Linked DNA regions of Homo sapiens: all the other regions are linked to region 2. Evidence: chromatin contacts called from ENCODE Hi-C or POLR2A ChIA-PET data. All regions are on one chromosome and are shown on one strand. The core of a region is the stretch at or near the end of the contact, and the rest is flanking DNA. Distances in the headings are between cores, read along the strand shown. Region 1 has its middle 38 kb from the start of LINC01101. Region 2 holds the start of LINC01101 (long intergenic non-protein coding RNA 1101). Region 3 has its middle 44 kb from the start of LINC01101.

What was found. A loop is a pair of places that touch in the nucleus more often than their neighbours do. ChIA-PET counts read pairs that join two places held with the same protein, here RNA polymerase II (POLR2A). Pooled maps may share reads with other maps.
Region 1: a loop to region 2 is called in a map of psoas muscle, with 2.2 times the contacts of the local background. The contact joins the enhancer-like site here to the promoter of LINC01101 in region 2. A Hi-C loop is called at or near these places in 5 of 168 maps with a recorded cell type or tissue (HepG2, PC-3, gastrocnemius medialis and 2 more) and 6 of 50 pooled maps. POLR2A ChIA-PET finds 5 or more read pairs at or near these places in 3 of 52 experiments (HepG2, K562 and MCF 10A).
Region 3: a map of endothelial cell of hepatic sinusoid shows a loop between it and region 2 (4-fold over the local background). The contact joins the enhancer-like site here to the promoter of LINC01101 in region 2. A Hi-C loop is called at or near these places in 2 of 168 maps with a recorded cell type or tissue (Caco-2 and endothelial cell of hepatic sinusoid). POLR2A ChIA-PET finds 5 or more read pairs at or near these places in 3 of 52 experiments (BJ, HepG2 and MCF 10A).

What each region holds. Positions count from the first base shown.
Region 1 is chr2:120,502,811-120,505,530 of GRCh38, reverse strand. No RefSeq gene overlaps it. Among named protein-coding and RNA genes, the nearest start is that of LINC01101, 38 kb to the right of the region's middle. RefSeq lists an enhancer at 1,209-1,710. Within about 2 kb of position 1,440, at least 5 of the 41 ENCODE cell types and tissues checked have a DNase peak (open chromatin) inside an H3K27ac peak, as active enhancers do; they include gastrocnemius medialis and psoas muscle, where a contact is called at or near this core.
Region 2 is chr2:120,465,022-120,467,721 of GRCh38, reverse strand. It overlaps LINC01101 (long intergenic non-protein coding RNA 1101), which reads left to right and starts at 1,373. Exons shown (of 1, transcript NR_027181.1): 1 at 1,373-2,700. RefSeq lists an enhancer at 1,077-1,619.
Region 3 is chr2:120,420,688-120,423,551 of GRCh38, reverse strand. No RefSeq gene overlaps it. Among named protein-coding and RNA genes, the nearest start is that of LINC01101, 44 kb to the left of the region's middle. Within about 2 kb of position 1,562, at least 2 of the 41 ENCODE cell types and tissues checked have a DNase peak (open chromatin) inside an H3K27ac peak, as active enhancers do.

The sequences.
Region 1 (2,720 bases), core at 191-2,690, 38 kb before region 2:
GCGGCTTCTCCAGGGAGCTGCCTGTGGCCCCTGGGTGAGGTGAGCTCCTCCACCTTAATGCACAGCTTCCCCACAGCACATAGCGCAATTGTCATGAGATATGTCGGTATGTAATTATCAGGTGTCTCATGTCCACCTTCTCTGCCACATCGAAGTCTCCGTGAAAGTGGGGACCTGGCTTGTGTCCTTCATAGCGACAGCTGCAACAGTTGCAGAGCCTGGCAGACAGAAGGTCCAAATATGTGTGGAGTGAATGAATGAATGATAGACCCTCCATCAGGGCTCTATGTGGAGGCTGTCTGGGCCTCCACTCAGGTGAGAACTGGAGAGCGCAGGTGTGGCTTGGGCAAGCCTGACTGTGGAGGATGCAGAGTTGCCGCCAGACACGGAGCCTGGCATATTCGTGTCCGCTTCTTCTTGTGCAGGTGGGCATGGTGGAGCTGCAGCCCCCAGGCTCCATGCAGGTCCAGGTTCCCCTCCTCCTTGTCCTCCTGGTCATTCCTCAGCTTCTTTGTCCCCCTCCTATTCCCACATGGAAGCGCCCTCTGTGCCCTGCAGTCTTGACTGCTGTGTGCAGAGTCTGATTATTCTCATTTCTCTTTGTTGAGTTTTGACCAACCATTTTCTTTTGGTCTTGTTTTGGGATTTTTTATTTTGAAAATAATTTCAACTTTCATTTTAGATTTGGGGGGTTCACGTGCAGGTTTGTTACCTGGGTACATCGTGTGATTTTCTTACAGAGCCTTGCTTCTCTAACATGCTCAGCAAAATGCCCATTGCTGAGCCCTGTGGTGGCCTTGCCGTCTGCTCGCCAGACCGACTGACCCCTTTCCACACAGCCCTTGAGTCAACAGGTAGCTTAAGGTGGGGAACAGAGGAGCAAGTCTTTGTGTGGGACAGTGGAATGAGGGTTCTGGAGTCTGCAGACCGACTACTCCTCAAGGCTGATCACTTAACAGGAACTCATCAGAAAGGAGTTCACAGTCAGCAGCCCACCTCACAGGGTGGCTGCAAGGCCTAAAGGGAATGACTAGCAGGCCCAGCACAGGGCCTGGCGCAGGGCTGGCATTCAATAAACGGTGGGCCCTCCCTTTCCTTTGAATGCCCTGATGAGGTAGGCAGGGCAGGGGATACGTTCGCAGCATACAGGCCCTGCAACACAAGGCCTGAGTCACACATGCACGGCCTCCCAGCCAAGGGAAGTGACAAAGTCTTCTGACTCCCAGCCGTGGGTTCCTTTCAGGACAGCACACCCCTTGTGGATAGGGATAAAGTAGGGGGCAGGAGCTGCCAAAGGTGCTGAGGGTGCAATAGGCGGGCAGGGCCTCTCCAGGGCAGCAGAGTTGCAGGGACACCGTGTCACAGCGTTGCTGGAGAGAAGCACCCTTGTCAAGAGGCCAGGGGCATCTATGTCATCACGAGATTGGGCCCTGGGTGTAAACAGCGCTGCTTTCCTGGACTTTCCCCACCTGGGCATGAGGCCACAGCCACTCGCCCTATCGGGGGTCAGTGCAGATCAGCATCCTCTGCACCCTTGGGCACCACGATGGGCACATCAAGTCATGGCACGTTTGCCTTATTTGCCAATCTGTTGACTGTGCCCCCACTGGCCCTCAAGTCCTATTCATTGAGCGGTAAACATGTTACCTAGCAACCGAGTGTCAATATCAACAAAGGCTCAGATGAAGTTGTTAATCTGGGCAAGACTGACAGCGGGGCCAACGCGCTCCGAGCGCCGCTCCTCCGCTTATTGTCTGACACTTAGACTTGCCCACGAGGATATCGATGCTCAAAAGACCCCACATCTCCCTCCACTATAAAAATTAAATGAAGTGTGCATCGCAGGCAGGGAAAAGGCACCGGCATTGGCCCGCCTGGTGATCTTGCTTGTCTTTTTTCTCTTCTCCCCCAAGTGCCATAGCCCGTGGGGTGGAGTGCTTCCCCTGAATGCGGCAACCGCTGCTAATTTCTGGGAACAATGGGGGACACTCCAGGGCTGGTCCCCAGCACCCGAGGAGACACGCCTGTCATTTGTCCTGTGTGTGGGGCCCCAGGTGGGGTGACAAGGGCGCAGCTGATTCTGGGACCCAGCCTTGTGCCAGGCTGAGGCCGAGGATCTGCACTGTGGAATGAGGGTGACCACGTGGCAGGCCATGGATGGGTGGGGGCAGGGGGTGCAGCCTCAGCAAAGGCCGGGGTGATGTTCCCTGGGGCTCATATTGCAGTGGAGACAGGCAATCAATGAATAAGAAGTGGCCCCATCATGAAATGCTGTGCAGACTTCCAGGTCGAGGGGACAGCCAACACGAAGTCCTCAGGATGGGTGGAATATGTCTGGTATCTTCAGGAGTGTCTGGGTTGGAGAAAGAGATGAGATGAGGAGGATGTGGGGCTAGATGGCACATGGCCTGCAGGGCCACGGCAGGGACTTCAGATGAGTTGGTCCTTAGGAGAGAGGCAAGCCAGCGGAGGGGTTCCATCCAGGAGGAACTTGGTCTGATTTCCACAAGGCTCAGTGCATGGAGATGAGAATGCCTGGCCTGGGTCAGGGCAGAGAGGCCAGGAAGGAGGCTCCAGCAGAGGCCAGGCAAGAGGAGCTGGATGGGGCAGTGACATCACACCCCTAGGAGCTGGTGGAACAGTAGAGTGCACCTAGCAGGAGACCTAGCCTGGGTGGGGCTGGGGACAGGAGGCTTTGGTTGGGGGCCCAGGGCTGAGCA
Region 2 (2,700 bases), core at 124-2,623:
AAGATGAGAGGAGCAGGCCCAGGAGATCCAAGGAACAGACCAGAAGATACAGCCCAGGAAAGGGGGGTTGCAGGCTCAGGCCCTTGGGCCAGCTGGGTGCTCAAGGCTACACCCTTTGTGAGGCTCCCACCCTGGCTCCCTGCAGCCCAAGGGAAAGGGCTGTCTGCTAGTGACCAAGTGGGCGTGATGGGTCTCCTGTGTCTTTGACTCCACCAGACTCCCACAGCCTCATTCAGGGCATAAAGAACCTACAACCTGCCCTTTCTTTTTTTTTTTTCAAGACAGAGTCTCACTCTGTTGCCCAGGCGGGAGTGCAATGGCACAATCTCGGCTCACTGCAACCTCCGCCTCCCGGGTTTAAGCAATTCTCCTGCCTCAGCCTCCCAAGTAGCTGGTATTACAGGCATGTGCCACCATACCCAGCTAATTTTTTGTATTTTTAGTAGAGAGGGGGTTTCACCGTGTTGGCTAGCCTGGTCTCAAACTCCTGACCTCAGGCGATCTACCTGCCTCAGCCTCCCAAAGTACTGGGAGAACTTGACCTTTCTAAAGCCCTAAAAGCTAATGTTTGAGTGTCTGCTGTACATCAGGTTCTTTTCATCTTCATGAAAGTCCTTCGATACAAGACTTTGCATCCCCATTTATAAACGAGGAAACTGAAGGATCAAGAGGTCAAATGGTTCGCCCAAGGTCACACTGCTGGGAAGAGGGGGAATTCTGTTTCCTTCCCAGAAATAACCACCCTACAATAATATGTTGCTTCAGAGCCTATTTTATTCAGTCTCCCAGACAAACACTATTCATTGCCATCTGAGTGCCTTTGTCCCAGCTCTGCCTGTCCCTCCAGCCTGGAATACCCTCTGGCCTCCACTGGCATTCCAGCTTCAAGACTCAGCCTCACTCCCTCCCTAATCATAAACAGCCATCACTTATGGAAAGCACACCACAATATTTTACAGCAGTCCTACCCGACAGGTCCCTGTATCTCTGCTTTCCAGATGAGGAAACTGAGGCTCAGAAAGGAGCATTTTCTGGCCTCTGTCACACAGCTAGTAAGGGGGGTGGCCAGAAGGCAAAGCCAGCTCTGCCAGGGCAGTGTCCTCAGAAGAGCCGAGAGAGGGAGGAGTTGCTTCCAGGTCAAGGTCAGGCCTCCAAAAAGAATGCTTGGTCTGGGCCCTTCTCTCCTCCCCCACACTTGGCCCTGCAAATTGGCTTTGACCTTTCATGCCCCTGCCTTTGAGCTTCTCCCCATTCAATTGAAATCACAAAGGAAGAAAAGAGGGCTGGCGAGAGGGAAAGGCCCCTCCTGGCCCAGGCCCAGGTCCCCAGCCACGCCCCCGCAGGCGCATCGAGCCCTCCAGGGTCTGTTTGCACAGTTGGGGTGCTGCGCTAGGAACCCCACCTCCGGGAGAAAGGCACCACGAGGTCATCTGTTTACTCTGGGATTAGCGGCTCCCCGTGGGAGTTCTTTTCCTACGAGATGAAAAGAAAGCGGACAATCTGTCAGGTAAACAGGCCGCATTGTTCCCAGCCATGTCGGGGGCCCCTTTGTGGGCCGGGCCTTTGAGGTCGGTTGCTCCCTTGCACAGGGAAAGAGCTTACTTAAACGGAATGGAACGGAACGGGAGGCCCCGGCTGGTGGGCAGGTCGCCTGCTGCTGATACAGGAAGGGACAAAGGGCTCGGACGATTCCGGTCTTTCCTTAGCTGCTCTCCTTGCAAGCTCTTTCCTCCCCATGGGTCTCTTGATGAGTCCAACAAGACGGGCATGGAGCCCGATCTCACAGATGGGGAAGCTGAGGCCAGCGGCAGCTTCCCCCAGCACAGAAGAGAGCTCCTGGCATTCCAGCAGGGGGTGACTGGAAGAAAACCAGGGACCTGGTCTAACCACCTCACTCTTCAGATGGGGAATAGCTGGAGATACAGGAAATGGCAGAGTACGATTTCTGCACTGGAGGTTTCCCCAGGTGCCCCTGCTGGTTGGTGGGGAACACAGGAGCCACGACCATCCCCACGAGTTGGCTGTCAGTTTTATGGATTCCCAGAATATTTAACAGCTGAGTGGATGGCACTGGTCAAGGCCGGCCTGTTCCCTCCCACATCTACCCACAAGGTATCTTCCTGGGAAGCAGGGAAGACAGTGTAGGCCCTGCCCCGCCAGTGCATGAGTGTCTGGGAGTCAGGACTCCTGTGTTTGGGTGGCCCTGACTCCAGTTTGCTCTGTGGCCCCAGGCAAGCCACTCACCCTCTCTGGGCCATCCATCAAACAAGAGATAAGATGCTCTCCAGGGGCTAGCCCTTCCTTCGGACCGTGAGAAAAATCTAGGGAGGGCACAGGCATCCATCCATGAGGACAGGATGGAGGAGGGACTACCTAAACCCCTGTCCATCTCTGACCCCCAAGAGGCCTGTGAGGCAGTGGGGGCAGCGCCTGGCCCAGCCACCATCCTCTAGGCAGGGTGCTGCCGTGGGAAGAGAGCACTGTGGTGAGGTGGTGAGACCGCATGCCCCGGGTCACCCTGACCGGTCCAATTGCCTGTCACTCACCAGAGGCCCAATCTTGGGCAAGTGACTCAGCCTCTTGGTGTGCGAAATGGCCCCCATGAGGCCTCCTCAGCCTGGGGGGCTCCATGGCAGAAGGGTTCCAAGAAGGCAGGAGCTGGAGCTGTTCTTGCCGCTGCTGGGAGGTCCTGTCCACCCT
Region 3 (2,864 bases), core at 313-2,812, 44 kb after region 2:
ACAATCTAAGAGAGAGGTGGTGGAGTTTGGCCAAGGCAGAGGTGGTGGGGATGGGAAGAAGGGAATGAGGGGCTCATGAGGGCTTAGGAGCAGCACAGCCAGCACCAGGGACAGGCTGGTGAAGGACCAATGGAAAGAGGAGGAGGGAGGTGCCAGGGGTGATGCAAGGTTTCTGGCTTGGAGATGAGGAAGGCTGTGGTGTTCTTTGCTTGATGAGCAGCAGGGGGTGAGGGAGGAGAAGACCAGGAGCTCGTGGGGCTGGAAGTGGAGATGCCCTGTTGCCTTTGCCTATGTCTGTGTGGAGTACAAAAAAGAGGTCTGGGCCGGAGATACCAAATTACTGCTGTCAGTAGAGTCAGGCAGGCCAGGTTATACCTAGCAACAAACAACCCCCAAATCTGAGCAGCTTGTAACCGCAAAGGCTCATTTCTCACTCATGCCACGTCCTTGGCGGGTTAGGTGGGATCCTAGACAGACACCTCAGAAAGGCTCTGATTTTATTCCTCAGCAACTGATGTCCCAAAGGCTACAGAATCCAGTCCAGGAGTACCCATCCCTAGCACAGGCCCCCGACAAGGCCTGGCACTTGTGCAGAGGTGCCACTGGGCAGGGCCTCTGAACCTGGCTATCTGACCCAAGCCAGTGGGGTTGGTTGGAAGTTCATGGTTCCCCATGCTGGAGGGCAGGCTGGGAAGTCTGTTTGTCCAGGAGACCTCATCCTTCTCCAAGAGCAAGACCCACTGACAGTCAGCCTCTAGAGTGAGGCAGTTCCCAGCATTTTGATTGCTTTCCTTACTCTGCCACAGTGTGCATTCCAGGAGAAAGTGTCCAGTTGGCCACGTATCGTCATGTGCCTACCCTGAGGCTGTGTCCACCGGGGGCAGGTAGGACTTCCCCAGAGAAAATCAGGGCACTGCGATCAGAAAAGGGGCACTGGGAAGCCAAGCACTGCAAATGTCCCTGCCATTCTTCACAAGCTGGCTGGGCTTGGGCTTTCTTTTTGTTTGTCTATTTGTTCTTTTTTTTTTTCGTCTATTTGTTCTTTTTTTTTAACTGAGATAAAACAAACATGCATTAAAGTACATACGCCAAGTGTACATCTCAATATTTTTTCAGAGAATTATACCAGCACCCTGGTCAAGATATAGATGGCTGGCACCAGAAACATTCCCCTCATGAATCTTCTCAGTCTAGACACCCCCAAAGCTCCCCACTCTTCCTCCCTCCATCCCATATTCTAGTGCATCTGCTTTTGAACCACACAGAGAGGCAATCAGGAAGGGTAGACATGCACCTGGCTGCCTTGGCTCATTGCTGTGCCTGCGAGAGTCCCTCGTGCTGTGATGTGTAACAATCATTTGTTCTTTTTTTTTTCTTTTGCTTCTGTGTATATTCATGGTGTGAATATACCACCCTTTTTTTTAACCAGTTCTTCTAGTGATGGGAATTTGTGATGTGGGCTCCATTTATTGTCAAACTGAACCAAACTGTTTTAGGAGGCACCGGGGCAGTAGGAGGAGCCTGGCTTTTCAGTTCTTGCCGGCATCACGTTTCCTTCTGTGTCCTGGAGCCAACCCCAGCCCAGCCCCGGCCCAGCGTCTTGAACCTGTGGGTGTTGCATGTGTTGTGAGATAGACGAGGCAAATCCAGCCTCATCCTGGGCTCCTGGCGCAGTGCTCCTGGAACCTCTCCTGATGACTGCCCATGGAAAGTTCTATTCTTGACCACCCAGTGCATACATCGGGGTCTCCTGCAGACCCAGGGATGATGTTGATCCCCCAAGAGCAGGCACTGTCCGTACCTGGCACGGGACTGGCACATGGATAGGGCCCCAGAAATATGTGTGGAATGGACGAGATTGAATTGAGTTGACACAGAGATGCTGCCCCAGGCTGGAAGACGATGAGAAGGACATAACTTCCAAGCTCCCAGAGGCCTGGATCCGCCTGGGCCTGAGGCCAGGTTCCGGCCTGGCAAGGACAGAAATGGATGCTGAGCCACTTTTTGCTACAGTCGACAGAAGACCATGTCTCTGTTCCCTGGGGCCAGGCCCTTGAAACCTGGCCTATCTGAGAGTGAGGAGGAAAAGCAGAGAAACAATCTCTCTAGACTCCCTCCCATCAGCTTCTCAGGCCAGCTGGCCACCCCCTTCTCCATCGTGGTGAGAACTCCAGTGGCCTCTTTTTCCCAGGAGAGCCTGGAGTCACCCACTCTCCCGGCTCCACCCACCGTAGTTGAAACTGTTGCAGATCTTCATCTGTGGCTGGGACTTCAGGCATGGGCCAGTCAAGGGGCATGAAGACTTGGCTCAGAGAGACAGAAAGGAGGTTGGGCAGGGGGATAGAGCAGAGGTTAGGAATCCAACTCAGCACCTCTCCTAACCAGCGGCAGCAGGCAGGGCTGGTGGGAGTTGTGAGGAGAGCATTGCAATTTGAAGCCTACCAGACTCGGTTATGAATCCCAACTCTGCTATTTACTTGCTGTGTGACTTTGAGCAAGTCACTTCACTTCTCTGAACCTCATTTTCTTATTGGAAAATGAGACTGGCCCTATACTTTAAAAGGCTATAAAGAAGATTAAATCATAGAATGTCTACAAAAAGCCCAGCATACAAAAGGGACTGGTAATTCTCCTCTTGTCCTTCTTGCCTTTGGATCTTTGCCCATTGGAAGAGACAGGACAAAGGTAGGAGTATGAGGCCCAGGAACCCAAGAGCAGCCTCAAGTTGCTCCTCCACCAAGACTGGTGGGCAGTGTGCTGGGGGTTTGCTAAGAGGTCCTCCCCTCTTCTGGTGTCTGTTAAAATCTGGCTTCCAGGATCAGCTTGGAGCAATGCTTCTTAAGAAAATCCCCCGTCCTCAAACC